Regions from separate parts of the Mus musculus genome. Here region 2 is linked to region 1. A link is a loop called in an ENCODE intact Hi-C map of the cell type or tissue named here. Cell type or tissue: left cerebral cortex. All regions are shown on one strand. Links, peaks and the distances in the headings refer to the core of each region. The heading gives the core; the rest is flanking DNA. Region 1 has its middle 16 kb from the start of Gm32753. Region 2 overlaps Gm40056 (a long non-coding RNA gene).

Region 1 (5,384 bases), core at 302-5,301:
AAAATAAGGTGGAAAGTGGTAGAGGGACATGCCTAACATTGTTATCTGGCTCCACAGGAACACACCAGCACCTATACACATACACACACACACACACAAAGCATTATTGTTAAAATACCATATTCTGGATATGGCAACAATGTAAACTAACTGGAACTCTTAGACACTGGAAATTTAAGATAAGCTAAATGTATAATTATAATATAATCCAGAGATTTCACTTGTAGCTATTTACCAAAAAGAAAAAAATAACATATAACATTTACAAAAACTGTTACTTGAATATTGGAAGAGCCGTCTATGTATTTGCCTCTGATTTGAAATAACCCAACATCAGTTTATCAGTTATTGATAGATAAATGAAAGAGAATCAGTATGATTGGATATTAGATTGAATATTAGATGATGATCAAGAATTACAGTATGTGTAAAAGATGGAAGGCCCTGTTTGCATTGTAAAGATCCATCTTCTTCAGCCAGAGGGCAGAAACTGCTGGAAATCAAAATAAATTCAACCATGAGGATGGCAGAAAACAGGAACCTAGCATGGCTTCCCTCTGAGAGGTTCTACCAGCAGCTGACTGAGACAGATGCAGATATTTACAGCCAACCATTGGACTGAGGTCCAGGACCCCTATGGGAGAGTTGAAGGAACTGAAGGGAATTGCAACCCCATGGGAAGTCCAACAATATCAACTAACCAGGACCTTTGGGAGCTCCCAGAGACTAAACCACTAACCAAAAAGCATTCATGGGCTGGTCTGTGGCCCCCTGCACATGTGTAGCAGAGGACTGCCTTGTCTGTCCTCAATGGGAGAGGGTGTACCTAATCCTGTAGAGACTTGATGCCCCAGGGGAGGTGAATAGGAGGTTGAGAGGCTCATGGGTGACTGGGTGTGGGTGAGGGAACATTCTCTCAGAGGAAAGGGGGATGGGAGATGGGCTGAAGAACTCTTGGAGGGGGGACCACCAGGAAGGGGAGCAACATTTGGAATGTAAATAAATAAATTAAAAAAGGGAATTACAGCATGAACATTAATTATCTAGAGATAAATTGAAAAAACTCACAAAGACACTTGACTGAGAAACAAGGGAAATGTACATGAGACAAAAACGGAGAGCACAGAAATCCCAGATGCAGATGAGCTTCTCAGACACAGACTTGGTGTCTAAGAGACAGGCATGACAGACACTCTCTTGGTACACAGTCCCCTTGTTCCTTCTTTTGTCCCACTTTGGTGTTTCTTGGATGCGGTGCCAAGCTGTTCAGGCTAATTGCAAGGCAGGTTTGTGCTAGCACCAATGTTTCTATTTTCAGGAACTTTCTTGGGCCCCTTGAGAACTGTTTCTTCTGTTGGTGCATGGTGGTTCTACCAGCTGGAGTGGGGAGGGTCACATGGTTACTCAGATGCTAAGTCCTTATTCCTACTGTGCTCTCACCCTTTGACAATTTCCTGTGTTCTCATGATGCCACAGAGGTAGTGTCCTATTCAATATCGGAACATACCTTATTTGCCTGAAAAATTAAATTTAACTGAGGTATTTTTCTCTGTAATGTAAGTTTAAGCAAACGTTATATTATTATTATTATTTATTATTATTATTATTATTATTATTATTATTATTATTATTAATTTTATTGTGAAGTTTGACCACAGTAATACTCCAGATTACTTCCCTCAAGGGTCTGCCCACTTTCTTTCCATAGTAATCCTGAGCTGCTGCCCACAATGAAGCTTGTCATTTAGAGTTTAAGTGAAAGTGTGTTTGCATATCCCAGAGTAAAACCTAAACCAGGTTAGCCTGGGGACTGGGGGAGGTGGATGTAGTCCTCTCAAGTTTCAGGCCAGAGAGGGGCATGGAGCCTCCTATCAGGATGTTGGCAGAAAGGGGGGGGGGGCAAGATTTTGAGAGGGAGAACAAGAGAACCAGAGAGTGAGAGAGCCAGAGAATAACACAGTGGGATGTTAAGGAGACAACATTTTTATTCAGCATGTGGAAAGGGGTGACCAGCACAGCACTGAACCAAATCTCCATGGTCTGCTTGGACGGAAGGTGGTCTGGCTGCTGGCGTTTTTATTTCTTCTTTACACGGATTCCAAAAGAACAAGAAGTCTCTTCCCTGGGGGGATCATCGGAATCCCCTAAAGTACATCCCTGGGACGCAAAGTGACCTTTGCTGGTGTTATGAAAAGTGGGAGAAAGGGAGGCTTTAGAAGCTACCAATAAGAAACTGTTGGGTATCTTACCAGAGAAGACTGCTCAGAAGACAGGTTTAAGACAGTAGAAAGCCTTTATTAGCAGGCCAGCAACTACAGTGGGTGGTAAACTATAAGCTTGTCACTTGTAGTTTAAGTGAAATTGTGTTTCCATGTCCCAGAGTGAAACCAAAAACCAGTTAATTGCAGCCCTGAGCCTTTCTCAGGGTGAGGTTTTTAAGAACAAGAAAGAGAGAGAGAGAGAGAGAGAGAGAGAGAGAGAGAGAGAGAGAGAGAGAGAGAGAGAAGGAAGGAAGGAAAAAAGGAAGGAAGGAAGGAAGGAAGGAAGGAAGGAAGGAAGGAAGGAAGGAAGGAAGGAAGGAAAAAAGGAAGGAAGGAAGGAAGGAAGGAAAAAAGGAAGGAAGAAAGGAAGGAAGGAAAAAAGGAAGGAAGAAAGGAAGGAAGGAAAAAAGGAAGAAAGGAAGGAAGGAAAAAAGGAAGGAAGGAAAAAGAAAAAAGGCAAGGGGAAAAAAAGCTAAATGTATCAGAAATATTAACCAGACATCCATGTTGACAAAATGACAAAGTTAAAGACTAAGACAGATTCAGGCTAGACAGATGACACCGACACACAGGTAAGCATCCTTGCTACTCATCTTAGGATGCTGTGATGAAACACTATGACCAAAGCAACTTTGGGAGGGAATGATTTATTTGGCTTGTATTTCCACATTCTAGTTCACCATTGAAGAAAGTCAGGACAGGAATTCAAACAGGGCAGGAACAGATGCAGAGGCCATGGAGGAGTGCTGCTTGCTCTATATAGCTTGATCAGCCTGCTTTTTTATAAAAGCCAGAAAAGCCAGCACAGGGATGGCACCACCCACAACGGGCTAAGGCCTCCCACGTCAATCACTAATTTTAAAATGTCCTACAGGCTTGCCTCGGCTCAATCTTCTGGAGGAATCTTCTCAATTAAGGCTCCCTCCTATCTGATGACTCTATCTTTAATGTGTTTAGGTTGTAAGCATTCTCTGCTCCTTGTTACTGTGCTGTGTGTGGAACTTTTGAGTAGGGGTGAGGAGAGTTAAGAAGAGTCAGTTGTTCTTGTATATCCATAATGCAAACTTAGAAGGATAAGTAGGAAAGCGAGACTTTCTGCTTTAATCTGGTGCACTGTCATGCTTTTAAAAATAACTAGGCAATGCATAGGAGATGAGTGGGCTTCATTTGGCCCAGCAAGGGTTTTCCCCCATCAGTCAGGAGAACATGAATTAATCAGAGCCACTTTCTATAGTCATTTTCCCAAGAGTGTACTTGAGATAAAAAAAAACGAATTGGGGCTTCCATCTTTAGGAAGAAGGGAAACAATTGCACTTATTTATAAAGCAACAAATGACAAAATAAATACAGTTTTGGTTTCTCCTCATATATCACTCAAATAACAAAAGATGCATATTTGTGCAATTTAGTTAGGAAAGAGGCAAAATTGTGATGTAAAAAGCAGGTACCCTGGAGCCAGTGGCATAGGTTCAGTCCTTAGGTCTGCTTCCCACTAGCTACTATTAAGCATCCCTGCCTCAGTTTTCTCACCCGGAAAGTGGACTTAAAAAAACTATATACCTTGATATGGAGATGTGGATCAACTGGTGGGGAACTTGCCTAGCAGGCAGAAAACTCTTGGTTTGATCCCCGGCACTGCACACTCTGGGCATCATGGAACACATTCATAATCCAGGGCCTCGACCTCAGCCAAGAGTGCCTGCAGTCTGCTCTCCGATCAGGTCAAGCTTGATGCTGCCCCAGGGCTTGATACATGCTGTCCATCACTTTACCTTGTATATTCCCACGGCATCTCCTCTGGCAGGTGTGGCTGCAATTATCTCTCTAGAGAGATCTCCCCTAATAATCCACACATCACCATTGTATCACCGTGTTTCATTTTCTTCCTATGATTTATGAATGTCTAAAAGTTATCATTATTGTTTCCTTTTTTGCCTGGCATTTTCTTGCCACTCACATATGTCCTCCAGGAAAGCAGTAGTGCTGGCTTATTTTTCTTGTCTCCCAATGCATTCCCTGCTTCTAGAATGTTCTAGTAGAACAGAGGAGCTGAGGGAACACTGAATACACAAAGGAAGAAAAAGAGCTGCCCGTTGTCTTCTGTCTACTTGGCTGTTGTGAATATACTATATTGTGGTTTTAATATAGCATATTGATAAGTATGATTAGTTGAGAACATGTTTCTCAAATGTTATTTCAGGCTTATATAGTTTTCTGGTGTGACAAAATACCTGGCAAAGAAATTTAAGGAGGAAAGTGTTTATTTGGGGGTCACAGTTTGAGGATACAGTCTATCAGAGTGAGGACATCATGAAGAGGAAATTGTGCCAACAGTAGCATGTAACCTCCAGTTACATTGCATCTGCGCGTTTGCAGGAGGCAGAGGGTAATGAATAATGATGATTGACACACATTCTTGCATTTAATCAGCCCAGGACACTAGCCCATGGAACTGCACTGCCCCAACTTGGGTGCCTCTTCTCACTCCAGTTTATAAGTCTGTAAACTTATAAGGTATGCCTCATAGGAGATTCTAGATCATGGCAGCTTGACAATCAATACTACAGCATTGTAAGTCCTTTTACAAATCTCATCTCATTTGGTCATCACAACACAGGTCAAGTTGTAGATAAGGTAACTGTTTTACTGATGTAAATGGAGCTCAGGGAATTTCAGTTGGGCTCAAACCTGAGTTAAGCTAACTTGCGAGTAAACAGCCTAAGATTTATGGCACCATTTATTTCGAGTGCTCAATGTCAGTAAATACACTTTTGGAAAACTTACCAGATTTTAAGAGCTCAAAACAGGGCTCAATTTTTGTATAAATAATGAAGCAGTCAGTTGAAAGGACATATAATTGCATTGATTTCTAAATATTCAGGCAAACCTGATCATCTTACTCCTTTAGGTTTTGATTTGCTTGCTGTGTCTGCTAGAGCTCAAGAAGAAAAGAGAACCAGAATGTTCTATGAAGAAAAAGAAGTGCTGGCTCAGGCCTAAGTGCTCGGGAAGGTCAGATGTAACAATTTTGGCTCAGTCTTGGGATGTGAGATTGGGATTTCTCAATTTAGATTTTGAATTATGATCTTAGCAAGAATTGAAACTGGGTGTGGTGGTGCGTGT
Region 2 (5,384 bases), core at 200-5,199, 180 kb after region 1:
ATTAGTCTCACATTTAATAATATAAAAGAGGAGATTTTTGACCATCCATTTGTTGTTAAGTTGATATTGCTAGGTGGAAGTGATAATCAGCGAGTTAAGCGCTTGCCACATAAGCATGTGCGCTGTGCTTCATCTCCAGAACCCACACACTGCGGCAGCTTGCAATCCCAGTGCTAGGGAAGCTGGGACAGATGGATCCCTGGAGCTTGCTGGCAGCCAGGCAGCCTACTTGATGAGCTGAAGAACATCGAAAGACCATCTGTCCTAGTTAGGGTTTCTATCGCTGAGATAGAACATATGACCAGAGAAACCAGGAAAGGGTTTAATCTCAGCTTACATGCTCTGATTGTGGTCCGCCATGAATGAGAGTTTGAAGACAAATTCAAAGCAGGTACCTAGAGATAGGAAGAGACGCAGAGGCTGTGGAGTTCTACTTACTGACCTTCTCCTCATTGTTTGCTCATATACAACCCTGGATCACCTGTTCAAGGGGAGGGCACCACCCACAGTGGCCTGTCCCCCACTCCCCCCATCAATCATTGAGCAAAAACATTCCCCACAGGCTTACACATAGGCCAATCTGGAGGGAGCATTCTTTCAATGAAAGTTCCCTCTTCTCAGGACTCTAGCTTGTGTCAAGCTAACAGAAAGAAACTAACCAAGACACCCTTTCTCAAAAACAGGACAGAGAGCTTTTAAAGAATGCCCAAGGTTGTCCTCTAGCCTCTACATTTATACACACATATACAGACACACAAATTGGACCTGCCTTTCAGCCTCAGCCCATTGATTCCAAAGGCACCAATCCTGTAAGGCCCTTTGTCACTTCTTGGTCTTGGCCTAAGATCAGGTAAACCATGGTATATTCATGTATGGGGAAAAACATGAAAAATAATCAAATAAGGAATTTCACAAGTATTACTGTTCTAGGTTATTGATATAAAATGTTGCTGCTTCTGCCCAATCTAATCTACTCTTCCTTGTTCCTACTGTGGTTTCTGAAAGCCCCAGTGCTATGCTCCTGGATATCCTTCCACCTTACCTGCCTGCTGGCCGTGGTCCTTGAGTTGCATTTTGCATTCAGAGAGCCTCCAGCACAACCTGCCCTCTATGAACCCTCAGACCTTTGCTGAACCAGAAGAGTCAGTCATGTGGCTTCCCCTTGCATGCCTGAAAATTACTGTCTGAAGATGTGACAGCATTTCTTTCATGGTCTGGTTGTGTTGTCGATTGGTTGTAATGCTATTTGTTTTAATTCGGCTCCCAAAGTCACACATGAGAATTCACACATCTGAGTGTGAGCCACTGAGTGTCCCTGTCCCCAGGTGGCTCTAATTGGTAAATAAAGTTGCCAGTGGCCAATGGCTGGACAGGGAGACAAAGGAGGGAGTTTAGATTTCCTGGGCAAAGAACCATGGGAAGACAACAGTTTAGAATTGCCATGCCAGAGAAACAATAGGATACACCCATGAGAGCTGGGGAAGACAGAGAACCAGCCATGTAAGAATAGGGGGAAAGCAGTCCCCTAATTGAATCTGGAGCAGCAGAGATGAAACACAAATTTTAGTAAGAAATAATTCAGGAATGTCAGAGGGGAGAGTGTGTTAGCCCCAGGAAGGTTTGGAAGTGTCCAACCATTGAACTGCTTAGAGCATATTAAAAATAAGCTAGTGTGTGTGTGTGTGTGTGTGTGTGTGTGTGTGTGTGTGTCTTTCATTTGCAAATCCAGAGCATTTTGGCGGGTGGTGAGAATGCACATGCATCTGCCAGGGAGTTTAAAGTGGGTTGTACTTTTTTTTTCTTAAAGGAGCTGTTTTCCACCTCACCTCTCCAAAGCTCTTAGAAGTGTGGAGACCAAGAAAGCATGTAGATATGCCTCTATAATGCATATGCATATGTCTATCTCACAGTCAGACAGATACAGACACACACATACATATACACAGACACACAAATACATACACACAAACATATACACACAGAGACAGACACACACACATGCGTGGACAACACACACACACACACACACACACACACACACACACACATGCACACCACAATTCCAGAATGGATATTTTCTCAGGAACAAAAAGATAATAATTCTTATCCATTCTTATTTCATTCTTGCTCCAGATCAGATTATTTGAAGATAAAGGTCTACAATGAAGATCAATGTATAGGAAATATATTCAGTAGTGCCCTTGGAATCAACAAAAGTAGATCCACTACCAACCTGATAGCTTCATGCAGCCAACAAGGATGTCTGAAGATAAAGTGACCATTAAAGTGTCCCCAAGCAAGGTCAAAAGGCTGGTCCTCTGCACTCCAGTGGGTCTTTGGATATGGACTAACCCAGGAAAGTCTCAAAGAAGCTGACAGCTGAAGGCTAGCTGCCATCTGCCTTCAGAGCAGCAGAAACAACAAATTCTTCTTTTAGGAGAGATCTAGGGCACATATCACTCAGACCCCTATAAATCTGGTCCTGACTAACTTGTATGTGCATGGGCAGGGCAATTTGCCTCTCTGAGTTTTACATTTATCCTCTAAAACGAGACTGATCGGATTAGGACATTGCTAAGATTTTTTTTTTTTTAACTTCCAAAGTTCTAAACATTTTAAATGAAACTTTAAATAAAATTATATTTCTTACCCTGGTTTTTACCATGTCTACAGTAGATATAGGAGATTACCCTGTATTTTATATATATGGATGGATGTGCATATGATATATAACATATGTAGCGCTTAATGACATACACGTGTAGAGTTCCTTTTGCCTTGGCAGAAGTTTGGCTAAAACACACAAGCAAAAGGGAATATAGGGAATTAGACAAAGGTTCTCGTTCTGATCCTCTCCAAAGAGCTAGGATAGGAAGGTGGCCACACACTCGTCTCTGGGCTATAAATATAAAAATAAGGTTGTTTACTTAAGAATTTAGATGTATAATTATGTCAACCAGTTCTCACTTCCTGGTTGCCATTATGAAGACTCGGTTCAACTGTGGGAATTCTGAGGGGAAAGAGTCTCCTCCTCATTTCTCCCTTCATCAGCCAGCCCACGGGATCTTCCACCTCCTCCCCTGCTGGAGTTTTTCAAGGCTCATGTGGGCATCTGCAACATGGAAACCAGATGGCCGTTTTCTTGAATCTGCTTTGTTCTCCTTCAACAGCCTCTTTACGAAGGCTGCCCAGAAGAGGATGCTCCAGGTCGGCTCAGCTTGCAAAACCAGCAGAATCCGGTTATCTAAGAAGGTGAGATTCCCAAGTGCTAGGGAGAAATGAAGACGAGACAAAACAGATGAAGGTCAGTGTGGGGATTTTAATGAGTCTGTCATGGAGTAAGGATGCCATGTGCTGAAATGTATCTAGACCATGTTCTATGATTATCTGAGTTGTATAAGTAGTTACTCACTTGCAGGAAGCAGGTGATTGGTAGGACAAAGTTTTGATGTCTGTAGACATGGTTATTTTCTAAAGACTTTGAAAGCATGTCTTTATCTCATGGTGAGCATCTCAAGATGGGCCAGCGTGGTTACTTGGTTGCTAAGAGAAAATGGTTAGAGTGGTACACAGGTGGAGAAAAGGGAATGTAGGATTCTGGGGCGAAGAAAGATACAGCAGTCCTTGGTTTTCAAATTCCAGTCTGCAGGCTGGTAACAAGCTGGCAGCTTCCAAATTGCTTGGGGAGCTTGTTGAAAATAGACATTTCTGAAACCTAGCTCCAGAAATTTTAATGTGGTATCAAATTATGCTTGATTCTGATAGTTAGGTTTAGAAATGAAAGGAGTAGTTAATATGTAAGATTTAGAAGACTGGTATGCATCCATTATGTAAATATGTGGTTATTAAGTGTCAGCTGCATGAAAGTTGCCAGGCTTAGTTCTTTGGAAATAACAAACATGTAGGAGATAGTCTGTGATGGTTAATATTTGGTTCCCAGGTTGAGTGGATTGAAAGACATCTAGAGAAGTATTAAAGCACACTTAGGGCTTACGTCGGACAGTGGTTCCAGAGACAGTCGGTATGTGTGTCAGGAAACTGACTTGGGAAGACCTGTTCTGAATGTGCATGACCTCGCCCAGTAAGCTTGAAGCCTAGATCAAACAAAAGGAAAAGCAGAAGCAAGGGCACACAAAACTCATTTTGAGCAGATGCACTTTTGCTATTGCTATGGTCTGTGAACGTTAGATCACAGACTCTTCAGCTTTTGAATGTAGACTCACACCAGCAATTCTCTGGGGAGTTTCCAGGCCTTCAGTTTCAGAATGGGGGCGTATTACTAGTCCTGATTCTTTGATTGAGAAGCTAGTGGTTTCTGTGGATCTCTGCCTATAGCTCCTGTGACTACTCAGCCTCTGGTCTGCTAAGCCAATTAATAAATCCCACCACACATACACACAAACACATATGCACACACACTCACACACACGCACACGCACACGCACACGCACACGCACACACACACACACACACACACACACACACACACACCATGCACACACATGCGCCAGGAGGTGGGTACTTTCTTTTCTCATGAATGTGACACAGTGCCTGACAAGAGCATCATTAACGAAGGAAAGCTTCATCTTGGTGCAGGGTTTCAAGGGTTTCAGTCCACCGCATGGTGGGCAGGGCAAGACAAAGCAGCTCTGTGGCATTGAGAGCTTATGGTGGAAACCATTCTATGGTGGTTCTAATAGGAAAGAGCTAGATGAGAAGGAGCCGAGGATATTATACCCTCAAGGACTTACCATTGGTACCTATTTCTGCTAGCTAAACCCCATCACCTAGAGGATCTACAGCCTTCCCCAGTAGAACCCCCAGCTGGAGACCAAGAGTTCAGACGTGAGTATGTGGGAGAGATAGCAGACTCAAACTATCTACATACTATCGGTTCCTTTTCTCTGGAGCACCCACATATATGCAGCATGTCTCAAATATCTTTGAACAGCAACGGAGGATTCGATAGGTGGGTAGATTAGTGATAGACAGATACATAAATTTTCAGATATCAGTTTATAGCTCATTGGGATATAGAGAAAAATGATGAAGCTGTGATTTCTAGAGAAAATAAGTGGGTGTTTTAAAACATGTAAAGAATGAAAAGGGAAAGAGCTTGCCAGATTTCCTCAGAATAATTCCTGTTTGAGATATCTAAAAGTTGGGGGGTGGGGGATTCAATGCAGTACTTATCACAATGTATGTAAATTTCAATAAAAATGTATGTAAGTGTCAACAAATGATTAGGTATGAATTATAGATGATTAAAAGCTATGGTCAAGTAATTTTCTGTTTCTCTCCATCCCTCTCTCTATTTCTCAAGGGTTCTACAATTCCAAATTCTTTTCATGGAAATTTGAAGTCTTTTCTAATTTCAAGACTTT

The links. Peaks named below come from ENCODE experiments on the same cell type or tissue, not always from the same donor. Only the 100,000 strongest peaks of a DNase experiment are listed, where the experiment ranks them.
Region 2: it touches region 1 in a loop (9-fold over the local background); 2 of 42 quality-filtered maps call a loop at or near these places.

Annotation. Positions count from the first base shown.
Region 1 is chr3:57,931,991-57,937,374 of GRCm38, forward strand. No RefSeq gene overlaps it. Among named protein-coding and RNA genes, the nearest start is that of Gm32753, 16 kb to the right of the region's middle. In left cerebral cortex, for the core only: no CTCF peak of the experiment used is centred there; DNase peaks (open chromatin) are centred at 3,119, 3,342 and 3,866; H3K27ac peaks cover 346 bases.
Region 2 is chr3:58,113,951-58,119,334 of GRCm38, forward strand. Gm40056 (a long non-coding RNA gene) reads left to right here. Exons shown (of 6, transcript XR_003954487.1): 3 at 3,171-4,845. Among named protein-coding and RNA genes, the nearest start is that of Gm40056, 27 kb to the left of the region's middle. In left cerebral cortex, for the core only: no CTCF peak of the experiment used is centred there; DNase peaks (open chromatin) are centred at 1,064, 1,752, 3,122, 3,586 and 2 more places; H3K4me3 peaks cover 235 bases; H3K27ac peaks cover 2,903 bases.